Regions from separate parts of the Homo sapiens genome. Here region 2 is linked to region 1. Evidence: read pairs that join two places in POLR2A ChIA-PET (ENCODE). Cell type or tissue: Caco-2. All regions are shown on one strand. Each heading gives the region's core, and the rest is flanking DNA. Links, peaks and the distances in the headings are about the cores only. Region 1 overlaps IL15RA (interleukin 15 receptor subunit alpha). Region 2 holds the start of TRV-TAC3-1 (tRNA-Val (anticodon TAC) 3-1).

What was found. Peaks named below come from ENCODE experiments on the same cell type or tissue, not always from the same donor. Only the 100,000 strongest peaks of a DNase experiment are listed, where the experiment ranks them.
Region 2: POLR2A ChIA-PET joins it to region 1 with 13 read pairs; 3 of 35 experiments call an interaction of 5 or more read pairs at or near these places.

What each region holds. Positions count from the first base shown.
Region 1 is chr10:5,961,868-5,964,367 of GRCh38, reverse strand. IL15RA (interleukin 15 receptor subunit alpha) reads left to right here. Exons shown (of 7, transcript NM_002189.4): 3 at 527-625. LOC107984200 (a long non-coding RNA gene) reads right to left here. Exons shown (of 3, transcript XR_001747348.2): 1 at 2,294-2,500; 2 at 47-184. Among named protein-coding and RNA genes, the nearest start is that of IL15RA, 14 kb to the left of the region's middle. In Caco-2, for the core only: no CTCF peak of the experiment used is centred there; no DNase peak of the experiment used is centred there.
Region 2 is chr10:5,849,587-5,857,650 of GRCh38, reverse strand. It overlaps TRV-TAC3-1 (tRNA-Val (anticodon TAC) 3-1), which reads left to right and starts at 3,868; the gene lies at 3,868-3,940. RefSeq lists a silencer at 3,819-4,019, enhancers at 4,500-4,559, 4,816-4,985, 5,080-5,169, 5,300-5,349 and a cis regulatory region at 4,900. In Caco-2, for the core only: no CTCF peak of the experiment used is centred there; a DNase peak (open chromatin) is centred at 4,005.

The sequences.
Region 1 (2,500 bases), core at 1-2,500:
TAGCAAGACCCTGTCTCTACCAAAAAAATTAAAAGATAAAAATTACCTGGGCATTGAGGCACGTACATGTAGTCCCAGCTACTCAGGAGACTGAGGCAGGAGGATCTCTTGAGCCCGGGAGGTCAAGGCTGCAGTGAGTTGTGATCACACTACTGCACTCCAACCTGGGCAACGGAGCAAGACCCTGTCTCAAACAAACAAAATAGAATCTATTGAGTGATCATTTATTCTCCCAAGAATAACCAGCATTATAAAATTGAATTGATATCATTAATATAATCTCAGCCAAAATAAATTTGATATTTAACTTGTGCAGTCTTTTTGGAAATGCAAGAAAAATAGTTTGCAGTCTATCTTTGCATTCGGGTGGGGAAACATTGTTTCTTATGCTTTTAACCTGTCTGAGGAAGCCAGAGGCCTCCACTGTAAGTTCATGTGTTGATATATTTTATTTGTATCCCGTTCTGAAGCCAGCCCAGGTTCCAGGCTCAGGATCATAAGTGCCATGTGGTTATCCTCTCTCTAGGAGACCCTGCCCTGGTTCACCAAAGGCCAGCGCCACCCTCCACAGTAACGACGGCAGGGGTGACCCCACAGCCAGAGAGCCTCTCCCCTTCTGGAAAAGGTAGGAAGGTCAGAAACTTCTCGAGGACATTCATTCCCTCCCAACACCCAGAGGCCCGCTCACCAATCCTGCAGACTCACGGACCTCTGTGGTGTGCCACTGCAGACTTAGGCAATAGCGCAAACGTCTTATTCAATCAAGAATAAGAACGTCCAACTTAATTTTCTTTTTCAAATCAAAGTTGCTTGATATCCAGGTGTTATATGTGCAGAATTAATAGTGGTTTAAAACTCACTAATATGTCATATCAAATTTAGTTGTAGACACTTATCTTTGTCAAGAACTGAAAGCAGACTGAGGTTTGAGGTTGCATGTGTGTTAGCCCTCAACATTTTCATGGGTGCTGGCAGAAAAGAGGGCACTCCAGGATGGGAGGCCAGCAGGCAGCGGGAGCTTCAGCATGTTTACATCAATTCCCTCGTCCCCTAGCCAGCAGGGGCAGCACAGTTGGGCCTGAACAGATGCCTGTCCACTCAGCGGGCTGCACTGTGGGAGAGGAAGCCTGGGCTTCCGAGACCCAAGCGTTTTGTCATGGGCAGTAATCACACCTGCTCTCTGCTCCAGGGGAGACCATGTCCCCGTCTTCCAAGGCGCTTGCTGTAGAAGCACCCTTGAGAGGATGGTCCAGAGAAAGGGCCATCAGCTCCTCTGTCTGCAAGATGTGCAAAAATGTGAGAGACCTGTGGAGAGCTGCCCCCACCAGACCTAAACACCAGCACATCCCAGTGACTGCTCTATTATAGAGGCGCTGCCTGAAGCTGCCAGTGTCCTGTGTTTCAACAGAGTCTTTGGTGCTTGTCAGGCCCAATTTCCTCAGCGCTTTCTCAGTGTTCAGAAAATTTGAAATCTTGGATGCTTTCTTGGGATCCTCCGCCCTGCATGCTATGATACCTTTGTGCTACAGTTCACTCTTGGCTTTAGTGTTGCATCGTCCAGCCTGTGGCTTTCCCTGGTCCTGTCTACTCCTTTGCCCCCGGGGGGATGGGCCTGTCTGTTGTCATTCATACTACAGGACTCAGCCATCCTTTGCGGAGTGTCAGTTGTCAGCCGTGGGTACACACTGACATCACCTGGGCACTCCAGTTGGCCTGGGTGCAATCTGGGACTCACGCCTCTCCAGCCCCAGGTGGATCTTTTTTTTTTTTTTTTTTGAGATGGGGTCTTGCTCTATTGCCCAGTCTGGAGGGCAGAGGTGAAATCTTGGCTCACTGCAACCTCTGCCTCCCAGGTTCAAGTGATTTTCCTGCCTCAGCCTCCCAAGTAGCTGGGATCACAGGCGTGCACCACCACGCCTGGCTAATTTCTGTATTTTTAGTAGAGACAGGGTTTCACCATGTTGGTCAGTCTGGTCTCAAACTCCTGACCTCAGGTGATCCGCAAGCCTTAGTCTCCCAAAGTGCTGGGATTACAGGTGTGAGCCACTGCACCCAGCCCACAGGTGGTTCTTAAGTGGCCAAGGCTGAGGCCTGCATCTTAAGGGAGGAAGAAGCAGCTAAACAAGGTTCCCTCCTAGTGAGTCACCTGCACAGGGAGGAAGGGGTTGAGGGGCTGGCTCCATTTAAACTTGAAGTAATTCTACAACCCCTTTGATCTGAGTCACACCTGGTTCACCCAAGGAGGAGAATGATCAAGTAGGCTCTCCCAGCCCCACCTTCGCATCCCCAATACCTGGTCCGATGGCCATTGTCGAGACACAATGGTGCAGTCAGAAGCCCCGATGTGACAGCAGCCTTTGACCCGAGCTGGCACGACCGTGGGCACTTGGCTGAGGATGCCTTGGTGCGTCCTGTGCAGGGAGCCCTGGAGCATTGGCAGTGAGCGTAGGGCAAGTTATATGAAAGGTGGTGACACAGGATTAAGGGGCGTGAGGCCTTC
Region 2 (8,064 bases), core at 2,728-5,227, 110 kb after region 1:
CATGGTGGCACATGCCTGTAGTCCCAGCTACTCGGGAGGCTGAGGCAGGAGAATCTCCTGAACCTGGGAGGCGGAGGTTGCAGTGAGCCGAGATCGTGCCATTGCACTCCAGCCTGGGCAACAAGAGCGAAACTCCATCTCAAAACAAACAAACAAAAATTAGCTGGGCATGGTGGCACACACCTGTACTCCCAGCTACTTGGGAGGTTGAGGCAGGAGAATCGCCTGAACCCGGGAGGCAGAGATTACAGTGAGCTGAGATTGCATCTCTGCACTCCAGCCTGGGAGACAGAGTGAGACCCTGTCTCGAAAAAAATAAAATAAAAAAAATATATAAAAGAAAAAAGAATGAAAGGGAGGCTATGCATGCCCCCTTTTTTTCAGAAGGCATGTAGATCATTTCTGTTCACATCCTCCTGACCATAGATCAGTCATATGACTGCTAGAAGAAAATTGAAATTTAGGGATGGTTCAGGGCTTTGCCATATGCCCTTATCAGAGGTGCCTTCATTGAGACTATTTGGGGACAATTATCTGTGCAAGTCTTTGCTGCTGTCCCCACCCTTCCCCTAACACACACACTCCTTAACCTTAGCTTTTAAAGTCTTAGAGACCAGAGAGCAAATCCACTTATTTATAGATACGCAGTTGTAAGGGACATGAGAACAATCTGTGAAGATGGCATTCGGAGCAGAGAACAAGGCCGCATAGCCGTGTAGGGTGTTAGTCCCCTACAGTGATGCTCCAAGTGACCTCATGCAGGTCACACTCCCTGCCTCTCAGTGTCCTGGTAAACGATGGGCAAAATGGCACCTCCTTCCCAGGTTTACTGTGAGGATTAACCGAGTTGGTGTGTGTCAGACCCCGGTCCAGGTCCAGCCCATGCTGAAGTCCAAGGTGAGTGGGGTGGATGAGCAGAAACGCTTTGGTGCAGGGGGCCTAGGCAGGTGAATATGGTTTTATTCAGCAGCAGTTCTCATCAATGGCTTTTTATTAGCAGCTTACTCACATTAGCTCTCTCACCCTGTCCACCTTTATCTCTGCTATTTGCTTTGGCTCTGTGGCTCCTGTGACCCCCGGCTCTCCCTTGCCTTCAGGGTCAGCAGCTTAACTCTTTCTTTCTCTGGCACAAGCAAGCAGAGCTGTGTCCTGGCTCCCTCCTGTCTGTCTACAAGATGGACAGCTTTGGCTGTCTCCCTTTCTCTGGGCGCCAGCGCACCCACCACATCAAGCCATGTCGAGCCAAGCTGAGCCTCAAAAGCACCTGTACGGCGTCAGCAGGGCAGTTATACCTTTTACAGACAATAGTGGCTCAGAGCCAAGTATGAACTTACACAAACAGGTTATGTAACAAGCGGAGGTGTGCGCCTGCGCACCAAACTCACTGAGCCGTGCAGGCCTGTATATCCGCCTCGGTCTCTACCTTGACCAAATCACATCTATATACCTTACAGCGTGCATGATGCTTGGCCCAGCACGTGCACCCAACACGTGTGAGCCATTGTGAGTAACAGTCGCACCAGGTGAGCCTCTTTGGCTTAATGGGCTGAGTCGTCAAAGGCGAATGAAAATCATCAAGTTAGCAGCACAAGACCAAGAAGAGCTCAACTGAAGAAAGCAGTGAGACAAACACCATTTTTAGCCCCTTTTCCTACTTTTTCTCTTTCTCTTTCCCTCCCTGGGGATGTATGTCCTTAGCCCTTGGACGCCTCCATTGTCTTTATCAAAAAGAAAACTAGGTTTCAGTCTTCATTCATGCTAAGGTGTTAATGAAAAAATTTCAAATTTTATCAATCCTTGAGTTGTCTGCATTTTTTTTTTTTTGAGACAGGATTTCACTGTCAGGCTGGAGTGCAGGGGTGTGATCCCGGCTTACTGCAGCCTCTGACTCCTGAGTTCAAGCGATCTTCCTACCTCAGGCTCCCAAGTAGCTGGGACCACAGGCAGGCACCACCACACCTAGCTAATTATTTTTTTGTATTTTTTTTAGTAGAGACAGGGTTTCACCATGTTGCCCAGGCTGGTCTCAAACTCCTGGGCTCAAGTGATCTGCTCACCTCAGCCTCCCAAAGATATGAGCCACCATGCCCAGCCAATTGTCTGCATTTTAACAAGGATCAAATTATTAAACCGAAAGAATGAAGCTCTCAATATGAAATGCATGCGTCATTAAAAATGTAAAGAAGTATTTTCAAAAATGTATTCTAACTGGGCCTTCCTTCATATCTTTATTTGTATTTTTTGTTTTTTGTTTTTTTTGAGACATAGTCTCCCTCTGTCACCCAGGCTGAGTAGCACCAGGTGAGCCTCTTTGGCTTAATGGGCTGAGTCGTCAAAGGCGAATGAAAATCATCAAGTTACCAGCACAAGACCAAGAAGAGCTCAACTGAAGAAAGCAGTGAGACAAGCACCATTTTTAGCCCCTTTTCCTAGTTTTCTTTTGCTCCTTCCCTCCCTGGGGATGGAAGTGCAGTGGCATGACCTCGGTTCACTGCAACCTCCGCCTCCTGGGTTCAAGCCATTCTCATGCCTCCGCCTCCTGAGAAGCTGGTACACACACACTCAGGTGTGTGCCACCACACCTGGCTAATTTTTGTATTTTTAGTAGAGACGGGGTTTCACCATGTTGGACAGGCTGGTCTCAAACTCCTGGCTTCAAGCAATCCACCCACCTCAGCTTCCAAAGTGCTGGAATTACAGGCGTAAGCCACCGTGCCTGGTTTGTATCTTTATATTTGTTTATTTATTTTTTTTTTTTTTGAGACGGAGTTTCACTCTTGTTGCCCAGGTTGGAGTGCAATGACACAATCTCGGCTCACTGCAACCTCTGCCTCCTGGGTTCAAGCAATTCTCGTGCCTCAGCCTCCTGAGTAGCTGGGATTACAGGTGCCCGCCACCACGCACAGCTGATTTTGTATTTTCAGTAGAGACGGGGTTTCACCATGTTGGTCAGGCTGATCTCAAACTCCCTACCTCAGGTGATCCGCCCGCTTCCGCCTCCCAAAGTGCATTACAGGCATGAGCCATCACGCCTGGCTGGGTCTTTATAATTTTTTTATAATTAAGACATTTTCTGTCCCTTTCATGACTACATCTTGTTAATTCAATTTCTATTCAGCATCTCAAATAGGTCCACTTTCAACAAGCCCACCGACAGCCACTAGGCAACTCCAGCCATTGTCCTCTTGTTCCAGGTACTGTGGCTGCACAGCAAATTACCCCCAAATCTAGCCGTGTAAAGCAGCCCTTTGTTATGCTCATGGATTCTATGTATAGGAATTCAGACAGGGTCCAGCAGCGATGGCTTGTCTCTGCTCCCAGGGACTGGGGATTGCAGCTGGAAGATTTGAAGGCTGAAATCACCCATGTCTGGCAGATGCTGCTGGCTGACGACCTCAGTTCCTCCTCACATGGGCCTCTCCCTCGGTCTCTCCATGTGGGCTGGTGTGAGCTGAGAGAGAGGGAGGGAGCGCCAGGCAAGGCCATATTGCCTGTCATAGCCTAACTTTATTTATGTATTTATTTATTTATTTATTTTTTTGAGACAGGGTCTCGCTCTGTTGCCCGGGCTAGAGTGCAGTGGCACGACCTCAGCTCACTGCAACCTCTGCCTCCCTGGTTCAAGCAATTCTCCTGCCTCAACCTTCCAAGTAGCTGGAACTACAGACACATGCCACCACGCTTGGCTAATTTTTTTTGTATTTTTAGTAGAGACGGAGTTTTGCCATGTTGCCCAGGCTGGTCTCGAACTCCTGACCTCAGGTGATCTACCCACCTTGGCCTCCCAAAGTGCTCGGATTACATGTGTGAGCCACTGTGCCCAGCCTCATGGCCTCATAGTCTAGCTTTGAAACTCAGCTAGCCTGTGGTTCCATAGTGTAGTGGTTATCACATCTGCTTTACACGCAGAAGGTCCTGGGTTCAAGCCCCAGTGGAACCATGGTGTGGTCTGTTGTTTTCCTGCCTGTAATCCTAGCTCCTCGGGAGGCTGAGGCAGGAGAATCACTTGAACCCAGAGGCAGAGGTTGCAGTGAGCTGAGACTGCGTGAAACTCATCTCAAAAAAAAAAAAAAAAGTCATGCAACGTCGCTTTGCCACATCCATTTGTCAAGGCAGTCAAAGTCTCGCCCGGGTTCAAGGTGAGGGAAGTAGACTCCACCTCTTGATGGGAGTGGTAAAGTTCTGGAAGAACAGGTGGGAGTGGAAATGCGGGAGCACCTTTCAGACATGGGCTCTGCCATGTTTCCCTTGGCTGAGTTACTGGGATGGCCTCATCACTGGCCTTGCTACTTCCACTTTTTTTTTTTTTTTTTTTTTTTGAGACAGAGTTTTGCTCTTGTTACCCAGGCTGGAGTACAACGGCGTGATCTCAGCTCACCGCAACCTCCGCCTCCTGGGTTCAAGCGATTCTCCTGCCTCAGCCTCCCGAGTAGCTGGGATTCCAGGCATGTGCCACCACACCCGGCTAATTTTGTGTTTTTAGTAGAGATGTGGTTTCTTCATGTTGGTCAGACTGGTCTCCAACTCCCGACCTCAGGTAATCTGCCCTCCTCGGCCTCCCAAAGTGCTGGGAGTACAGGCGTGAGCCACAACACCCGGCCCTACTTTTTTGTTTTCTTTTGTTTTTGTTTTTGTTTTTGAGACAGAGTCTCACTTTGTCACCAGGCTGGAGTGTAGGGGGTGTGATTTCGGCTCACTGCAACCTCCACCTCCTGAGTTTAAGCGACTCTTCTGCCTCAGCCTCCTGAGTAGCTGGGACTACAAGCACCTGCCACCACGCCCAGCTAATTTTTGTTTTTTTTTTTAGTAGAGGTGGGGGTCACAATGTTGGCCAGGCTGGTCTTTAACTCCTGACCTAAAGTGATCCGCCCGCTTCAGCCTCCCAAAGTGCTGGGATTACAGGCGTGAGCCACCGTGCCCAGCCTACTTCTACTTTTGTACTTCCCTTTCTGTGACTCTCACAGAGCAGCCTGGGAAAGCTAGAAACAGATTAGCTTGTGCCCCTCCCTGCCTCTTACTTCTCAGGGTAGAACTGCCAAGGAGGCCAGAGGGACAGCCCAGTCTGTCACCGCAGACGCCTCTCACTCACCCTCTCTTCACGCCCCAGGCCTCCTTTCAGTTCCTCAAACAAAACGGACCAAGCCGATTTCCTTCCACCTCAGTGTCTTCCTGGAAATTTCTTTTCTCAACTTGTCATGAGTTTGATTCCTATTCGCCCTTCTTGCCACAGCCTGAATGTCTCTCCCTGGACAGGAACCATCGCTGATTCCACTCTAAAAATCCTTCCTGAAATCCTGTCACGTCACTTGTGCCAACGTGGATGAAGCTGCAGGACGTGATGTTAGGGTGAGACAAGCCAGGCTCAGAGAGACAAACACTGTAAGATCTCACTCATATGTGGCATCTAAAAACAGCAAACCTGGCAGGGCACAGGGGCTCACGCCCGTAATCTCAGCACTTTGGGAGGCCGAGGCGGGCGGATCATGAGGTCAAGAGTTTGAGACCAGTCTGGCCAATATAGTGAAACTCCATCTCTACTAAAAATACAAAAATTAGCTGGGCACGGTGATGCACGCCTGTAGTCCCAGCTACTCGGAAGGCTAAGGCAGGAGAATCGCTTGAACCCGGGAGGCAGAGGTTGCAGTGAGCTGAGATTGCACCATTGCACTCCAGCCTGGGCGACACAGCAAGACTTTGTCTCAAAAAAAAAAAAAAAAAAAAAAAAAAAGCACGAATCCCATTCATGGGGGCCTCACTCTCATGACCTCATCACCTCCCAAAGGCTCCACCTCTTAATACCGTCACCTTGGGAGTTAGGGTTTCCACCTATGAATTGTTCCACCTGTGAACACAAACATTCTGATCATTGCAGTATTTTTATCACAATAATAATAAAAAATACGTCGGGCGCGGTGGCTCACGCCTGTAATCCCAGCACTTTTGGAGGCCGAGGCAGGCGGATCACGAGGTCAGCAGATCAAGACCATCCTGGCTAACACAGTGAAACCCTGTCTCTACTAAAAATACAAAAAAATTAGCTGGGCATGTTGGCGGGTGGCTGTAGTCCCAGCTACTCGGGAGGCTGAGGCAGGAGAATGATGTGAACCCGGGAGGAGGAGCTTGCAGTGAGCCGAGATGGCACCACTGCACTCCAGCCTGGGCGACAGACCAAGACTCCGTCTCAAAAAAATAAATAAATAAATAAAATAATAATAATAATAATAAAGATGGCAGGAGAAATCCTTTGGAGGTCATGGGTATGTTTCTAACATAGATTTTGGTGATGGTTTCACGGGTGCATACTTATCCCCAAACTCATCAAGCTGTATACACTAAATATGCGCATATTTGTATGTCACTCATACTTCAATAAAGTGGTTGTAAAAAATCAATAAATAGGCCAGGTGTGGTGGCTCACGCCTGTAATCCCAGCACTGTGGGAGGCCAAGGTGGGCGGATCACGAGGTCAGGAGTTTGAGACCATCCTGGCCAACACGGTGAAACCCCGTCTCTGCTAAAAAACAAACGAACAAAAAAATTAGCCGGGCGTGGTGGCGGGCGCCCTTAGTCCCAGCTGCTCCGGAGGCTGAGGCGAGAGAATGGCATGAACCCGGGAGGCGGAGCTTGCAGTGAGCCGAGATTGTGCCACTGCACTCCAGCCTGGGTGACAGAGCAAGACTCCATCTCCAAAAAAAAAAAAAAAGGATACAAAAATTAGCCGGCTGTGGTGGTAGATGCCTGTAATCCCAGCTACTCAGGAGGCTGAGGCAGAATTGCTTGAACCTGGGAGGCAGAGTTTGCCGTGAGCTGCGATCGCGCCACTGCACTCCAGCCTGGGTGACAGAGCAAGACTCTGTCTCGAAAAAGAAAAAAGAAAAGAAAATCAGTAAATAAAAAAGAAAATCAGTAAATAAAGCTATGCGTAGTGGCACATGTTTGTAATTCCAGCTACTCGAGACTCAGATGGGAAGATTGCTCCAGCCCAGGAATTCGACACTGCAGTGAGCTATGATTGCACCATTTCACTCCAGCCTGGGCAGCAGAATGAGACCCTGTCTCTAAAAAAATAAAAATAAAAATAAAGGATTAAAACTAAAAATCAGGCCAGGCACTTTGGGAGGTCGAGGTGGGAAGATCGTTTGAACCCAGGAGTTCAAGACCATTCTGGGCAACATAGCAAGACCCCATGTCTACCATAAGTAAATAAATATCAACAAATAAAAGCAGGCCCTTCCTGACAAATTCTCTCAGCACTCTGTAACATTCCTTCCAGGTATTGACAATATTCGTTCATATGGTTTTTGAATAGCATCCTTTCCTACAAAACTGGAAGGTCCCCAAGAGCAGTGTCCATGCCTGCTGTGTGCCAGGCGTGGAGGAGATCCTCTGTGGATGTTTGCTGAATGAATGAATGATACAGGGGAGGAGCAGCGAACAAAGAGTCTGTCTTCACCTTCAAGAATCAACCTCTGAAAGAAGAGCCAGGGCCGGGTGTGGTGGCTCACACCCAGCACTTTGGGAGGCCGAGGCAGGTGGATCACCTGAGGTCAGGAGTTTGAGACCTGCCTGGCCAACATGGCAAAACCTCATCTCTACTAAAAGTACAAAAAAATTAGCCGAGCGTGGTGACGGGCGCCTGTAATCCCAGCTACTTGGGAGGCTAAGGCAGGAGAATTGCTTGAACCCAGGGGGCGGAGGTTGCAGTGAGCCGATATCACACCATTGCACTCCAGTGACAAGAGCAAAACTCCATCTCAAAAAACAAACAAACAAAAACAAGAAGAGCCAGGGCTGGGCACAATGGCTCACACCTGTAATCCCAGCAATTTGGGAGGCTGAGGCTCAAAGAAGATTATTTGAACCCAGGAGTTTGAGACCAGCCTGGGCAACATAGGGAGACTCTGTCTCTACAAGAAATAAAAAATCAGCCAGGCATGGTGGTGCACACCTGTGGTCCCAGCTTCAGGAGACTGAAGCGGGGGGGATCGCTTGAACCCAGGTCGAGGCTGCAGTGAGCTGTGATTGTACCACTGCATTCCAGCCTGGAAGACAGAACAAGGCTCT